2 separate regions of the Mus musculus genome follow, and region 1 is linked to region 2. Evidence: chromatin contacts called from ENCODE POLR2A ChIA-PET data. All regions are on one chromosome and are shown on one strand. Each heading gives the region's core, a stretch centred on a gene start or an enhancer-like site at or near the end of the contact. The rest is flanking DNA. Distances are from core to core; before and after follow the strand shown. Region 1 holds the start of Tnfsf13os (tumor necrosis factor (ligand) superfamily, member 13, opposite strand). Region 2 holds the start of Fxr2 (fragile X mental retardation, autosomal homolog 2).

Region 1 (2,900 bases), core at 116-2,615, 49 kb before region 2:
GCTGGAGCAGGCAGAACGAAGCGTCTGAAATGTTTTTTTCCCCCACCCTCAGGTGTCTTTCATTTACATCAAGGGGATATTATCACTGTCAAAATTCCACGGGCAAACGCAAAACTTAGCCTTTCTCCGCATGGAACATTCCTGGGGTTTGTGAAACTATGATTGTTATAAAGGGGGTGGGGATTTCCCATTCCAAAAACTGGCTAGACAAAGGACAAGGAACGGTCAAGAACAGCTCTCCATGGCTTTGCCTTGACTGTTGTTCCTCCCTTTGCCTTTCCCGCTCCCACTATCTGGGCTTTGACTCCATGGATATTAAAAAAGTAGAATATTTTGTGTTTATCTCCCACACAGCCCCAAATTCTTTTGTTGTGTGTGCGAAGGGGGTTTTGCGCACTGTGCCAAGCCTTGTCCACTGGAATGCATCCAGAACAGCAGCACCATCTAGCGGCAGGTTGAGGAAAGACTATGGTCTCTGCTAGGGAAAACCTTATCCAACTCTTCAAGTACCCTCTGCTTCAATTAACAAGAAGCCCGGCTTTCAGTATTTCACCTATTGCGTCCAAATTCTTGTTACTATCTAGAAAAAGATATATGTTAGGTGCCTCGATATGCATGCCATTCATCCTCCCCATTCTCCTATACACTTCCGAGCTGGGCACTGAGCTTTACGCCTTAAATCACAGTACTCGGGAGGCAGATCTCGATGAGTTCGAGGCCAACTTGGTCTAAATAGTGAGTTCCAGGCCACCCAGGGGTTACAATGGTGAGACCCTGTCTCAAACAAACTAACAAACAAATAAACGAAAGGCTCTCCACGATCAGACTGGTATCCGGGAAGTTTGTATGTACTGGACGCCCTGGCACACCGGTCGTGTCTCACTATTTAATCACGCCCTGCTTAAAGTTTTTGTTTTTTTTTCTTTTTTCGTTTTTTGAGACAGGGTTTCTCTGTGTAGCCTTGGCTGTCCTGGAACTCACTCTGTAGACCAGGCTGGCCTCGAACTCAGAAATCCGCCTGCCTCTGCCTCCCAAGTGCTGGGACTAAAGGCGTGCGCCACCACGCCCAGCTGTTTTTTGTTTGTTTGTTTGTTTTTAAAAACAAAGCCCTCAAAACCCAATGTTCGGCCTCCGTTTTCCTAAGCGCCTAGCTTTGGTCCAATCCTTGCGGGGCCCCTGACATTCTGGCCATGCACTGGGAAGCCCACTAGATCACCCAAAGCTCAGGCCACGGAAGAGCAGGGAGTACCGTGTGGCTGCGACGTAGAGCGTGAGGCTAGGCGCGACACGCAGGCGTAAAAGAGCGAGCCGTGGGACTGCCACACGCGGCAAGCCAGGCGACTGTGCGCAGGCTCGGCTCCGCGTAGAGCTCGAGGGCGGGACCGTCCGGTGGCCTAGACGCGCTGAGGTAGGCGGGACTGAGCACGAGCCGGCGCTGCTCGCCGGGTGTGACGCACTAATTGCGCGCCGCCATCGGCGGTGGGCCTGGGGCTCGCGGGAGGGGAAGGAGGAGGAGGGGTGGCGGCGGTGCTGGAGGTGGAGGTGGAGGTGGAGGCTAGAGCCGCGCTAGAGGCGGCCGCAGTGGGGCGGCACGAGCATTGGCTTCGTGAATTGAGACGGCTCCGCCTGAGGATAGCAGGAGTGGCGGGGTCGCCGCCGTCCGAAAGATGAGCCGGAAAGCCTAAGTCGGAGACAGCCGCCTTGGGGCCCGTGTGCCCGGCTTCCCCGCTCCTGGTGAGGACGCCCCTTCCCCTCCCCCCGCCCTTGTGGCCTCTTCCATTTCTGGTCTTCGCTCGCACCTAACTGGGCCCAGGAAGCCCTTTAAAGGACTTAAGACTGTTGTGTGCCGAGTCGCCCGAGCTTTCAAACTATACTGGGGCCGGGAAGCGATCAGGTCTCCTGGGAGAAGACTGGAGAGGGGCCGGTCTGCCTGGCCCCCACGGCTCCGTTCTGTCCCATCTCCTTAATTCGGTCGCTAAGCACCGATTCGGTTCGCTTGCAGTTTTCTTCAACGTTTCCTCTCATCACTCCATTTCCTGAGCCATTGCCCTCGCACCACCCTCCCCCATACCTGAGACGTGTGTGTTCCCCCCCTACCCCCATATCATTCCAGGGCGAAAGGGAACTTCCCACAGGGGACCAAAGTTTTCCTGGTGAAAGTTGTCTTCCCAGGTACCTGTGTCTGGGTTCCTGTGCTGAGCCATCTCTCTTAGCAAAACAGCCTTCAGACTTGTCCCAAGGACATCCATAGTAGCATTAAAGCTGAGCCTGGAAATACTGGGTTTCACCCAAAGAGCTTAAAAATAAAATATCTAAGGCCTACCAGTCAGTCATTTTCTTTTGTCTTCTCTACCTGGACAAGGGACGAAATGATGGCAGAGTCAGTTCCTTCTGGACGAGGTTGGCTGGGAAGAGCTGAAGTTATGAGTTTTTAGATTTGTCTTTAGCTGTATCTGAGATTAGAGGGACAATGCTGAAGAACAGTTCCGATCTTGGAGAAAGGAGTAGGGTGTCCTCAGTTGGATAATCAAACTTTTGTTTTACAGGGTACTGAAAGATGAAAGAGACTATACAGGGGACCGGGTCTTGGGGGCCTGAGCCTCCGGGACCCGGCACCACTTACTCAAATCCCAGGCGAGAGCGTCTTCGTTGGCCCCTACCCCCTAAGCCCCGGCTCAAGTCCGGTGGTGGTTTTGGGCCAGATCCTGGGTCTGGGACCACAGTGCCAACTAGACGCCTCCCTGCCCCCCGGCCATCTTTTGATGCCTCAGCTAGTGAAGAAGAGGAAGAGGAAGAGGAGGAAGATGAGGAGGAAGTAGCAGCTTGGAGGCTACCCCCTAGGTGGGGCCAACTGGGGGCCTCCCAGCGCTCTCGAGCTCTCCGACCCTCTCATAGAAAAA
Region 2 (3,129 bases), core at 489-2,988:
CAAGGGCATAAGAAAGTAGAAGTTCTACTAGGGTAGGGGGACAGACAACCTGAGGAAACCTGAAGAAAAAGGGGCTCTTCTCACCCATCTCATGCTATGGAAATTCCTCTTTCTCTCCAGGATGAAGAGTAAGAGAGGGACCAAACGTGTCCGGGACAATTCCACTCATAAAAGTCAAAAGATGTTCAGAACCCCACTGATCAGAAGAAGAAAATATCTGGGGCGTGGGATCCAGAATAGACTCAGGACAGATACAGAAGATGGGGTGGGTGGTGGATAGAAAGAAGGAAAAAACAAAAGTCTGGTCTGGCATGGTGGCTCAACCAGTAACGCCAGAGCTGTAATCCTAGGCTGAGGAAGAGTTCAAGTGCAGCCAGGGAGGGGATCTTGTCCCAACCACACCCCTTAAAAAAGTTCACAGGAATCAAATCTTAGGCAAAGAAAAAGCTGATTAAAGAAGCAATTCTGAAAGATACTTTTTTTCTTTCCAGAAGGATTGTCAACAAGCAGAAATCTGTTAGAATAAGAACTTGTTGAGATGGCCTTTGAGAGACAGTGAAGCTTAAACTTACCAAGAAGATAGAGGAATGACCTAAATATATCTAGAGTCAAAGAGATAAGCGTGAATCCATCCCTCATAGGTGATTTTGGAATATAGGTGTGGTGGGTGACAAACTTGTCCAACAAATCCACTTTATGGCTGGCTGATAAAAACCTGAGGCCAAAGATGCTAATGCTAAATAACACAGATGGGTTTTGACCATTTCTTGTCAGCCTGGGAACAGGAATTTAAGACCAAAAGTTGAGCAAATGGTCTAGAGCCAGTAGGCAGAAGGCTCCCTGAAGACCTAATGTGGGACAGTGGACCTTCCCAAGGGGGTCATGTAGGAAAAGAATGCGAATCCTCCATGTGCTTGGGCTGCAGGGGTGATGTGATTAAAAGCTGAAGTATCGCCTACACTAAAAAAAAAAAAAAAAAAAAAAAAAAAAAAAAAAAAAAAAAACAAGAAAAGTCGATTAGAAGCTAGGAAAAGGGCTTTCTCCAAAGGGACCCGGGGCTCCCATCCCCGCACAGGAATGACCTGATGGCCATGTTTTCAGCTGATAAAAGCAGGTGTAACAGCGAGCTCAAAATAAAAGCACGAGGGTTAACTCCCACGATCGCCACGGGAGGGTTTCGAGTGGGAACGTGGGTCGAAGGTTCTAAGGGTCAAGACCAAGCTCCAGAAACTCGATCCCGCTCCACTCTTCCCTGCCTCGGCTGGGGGAGGGGGCTAAGGAGGGTGGCCCGGGTCGACGCGCCGTCTCACCTTGTAGAAGGCCCCGTTGGAGCCCCGCACCTCGACGGGCAGTCCCGGCTCCACATCCCCCCCAGAGGCCAGGCCGCCCATGGCGCCGCCACCACCTCCGACTGGCCCGGCAGCAGCTGAAACAGAGCCCTGAGTGCGGGCCGGGCCGGGTCCCCGGCGTCTCCCTGGAGGAGGAGCCGGAGGGGGAGCCGCGGGGGGCGGGAGCCGGGCCGGCCCCACGGCGGCCCTGCTACAGCCGACGAGCAGGGGGCCGGGGCCGGGCCGCTCCCCGTCCGCCGCCGCCGCCGCTGCCTTGGTCTCCGCCACCGTGAGGGAAACGGCCGCCGCCGCCGCCGCCGCCTTCGTCACCTCAGCTTCCGCCCGCCGGCGCCCCCGCTGCTGCCTCGGTCCCGGGACCCGCCGCTGCCGCTCCACGGCCTCCACCTCCCCCTGCTGCCGCCGCCTACTGCGCAGGCGCACAGGGCACCCGCCCGCCGCGCGCGGAGCCGGAGGGCCAAGGCGCAGGCGTCTAGGCTAGCGACCCAGCTCCCGCTCGCCAGCGCGTCAGGGCTTCCACATTCTCTTGCACTCTCTCACGCCCCCTCCTGGTCGCCTCTCTGCGCTTGCGCAGAACGAGGCGAACGCTCTCTGTACCACTCCAACCTTCCACTGTCCCTGTCCCTTCCTTTCCCCGCCCCACAACACTGGAAGCAAACCAATCAAAGGGAGAGGGGGGCCGCGCTCGCTGCATCGGATTGGACTTCCGCCTCCACAAAGTGAGCCCCATGGAGCCTGGGCAATTTAGGGATGGGCATGCGCCCGAATGACTGCTTGGTCACTTTCACCACCTTTGTCTTTCTTGGTGCGCACACTCCAAAAAGGGGGGGGGGGGGGGAACCAAAAGGCAAAAACTGCCCAGTGCGCAGGCGCTGGGCTTTGGTGTCCATGCGCATGTGTTGACTCTCTGCATCCATAGGAGAATCAAGAGTCACTGTTGTTGGCTTAAGTAGACTTTTTTTTTTTTTTTTTTTTTTTTTTTTTTTAAGTTTTGTGAGACAGGGTCTCTTGTGTCCTAGGCTGACCATGAACTAACTAGGTAGTGGGGGAATGACCTTGAATAGGTCCTCCAACCTCCACCTCCCAAGTGCAAAAATTACAGCCATGTCATTACCATGCTTGCCCTAAGTTGACTAGTATTCTAGTAAATTTAGTGCCGTATGAAAAACAAAATGCCACATAACTTGATGCATAAATTCTGAGGGGATTCAATACAGGAAAAACTGTCATGGAGTAACAAAAGAGAGAGAGAGAGATGGCTCGAATACGAAGCTTAACGGGAATTGTATTCCTAGACCACAAAATGGAAGGAGATATCCTCCTGCAAGTTGTCTCCTGAACATCATACATATAACATCACTCGTGGTCACCCACACGTATAACAGATTTTTTTTTTTTTTTTGTAAAAATAAGGGGTGTGAGGTGGAGAGATGGCTCAGTGGTTAAGAGCACTGACTACTCTTCCAGAGGTATTGAGTTAAATTCCCAGCAACCCCATGGTGGCTCACAATCATCTATAATGGGAACTGGTACCCTATTCTGGTGTATTTGAAAACAGCAATAGTGTACTCATATACATTAAATAAATACTTAACAAAATAAAATAGGATCAGTGTTCAAACTACAGGTTGTGTCGTCAAGATTTAAGCTGCCACCACAATGATTGAGGCTGCTAACAACAACCTTCTTGGAAAGGAAGTCAGGGTTAAATGCAACACAGATGACACCATCAGAAACTTGAAGAACTTGATAGCGGCCCAATGGTACAGGAGTTTGAAGGACC

The links. ChIA-PET counts read pairs that join two places held with the same protein, here RNA polymerase II (POLR2A).
Region 1: POLR2A ChIA-PET joins it to region 2 with 16 read pairs in embryonic stem cell. The contact joins the promoter of Tnfsf13os here to the promoter of Fxr2 in region 2. POLR2A ChIA-PET finds 5 or more read pairs at or near these places in 4 of 5 experiments (Patski and embryonic stem cell).

The regions. Positions count from the first base shown.
Region 1 is chr11:69,680,497-69,683,396 of GRCm38, reverse strand. It overlaps Tnfsf13os (tumor necrosis factor (ligand) superfamily, member 13, opposite strand), which reads right to left and starts at 1,365. Exons shown (of 3, transcript NR_166809.1): 1 at 1,250-1,365. Senp3 (SUMO/sentrin specific peptidase 3) reads left to right here and starts at 1,427. Exons shown (of 11, transcript NM_030702.4): 1 at 1,427-1,734; 2 at 2,547-2,900. The coding sequence starts at 2,558. It overlaps Tnfsfm13 (tumor necrosis factor (ligand) superfamily, membrane-bound member 13), which reads left to right. Exons shown (of 13, transcript NM_001159503.2): 13 at 53-820. The coding sequence ends at 162. It overlaps Tnfsf13 (tumor necrosis factor (ligand) superfamily, member 13), which reads left to right. Exons shown (of 6, transcript NM_023517.2): 6 at 53-820. The coding sequence ends at 162.
Region 2 is chr11:69,631,580-69,634,708 of GRCm38, reverse strand. Fxr2 (fragile X mental retardation, autosomal homolog 2) reads right to left here and starts at 1,738. Exons shown (of 17, transcript NM_011814.2): 1 at 1,311-1,738. The coding sequence starts at 1,391.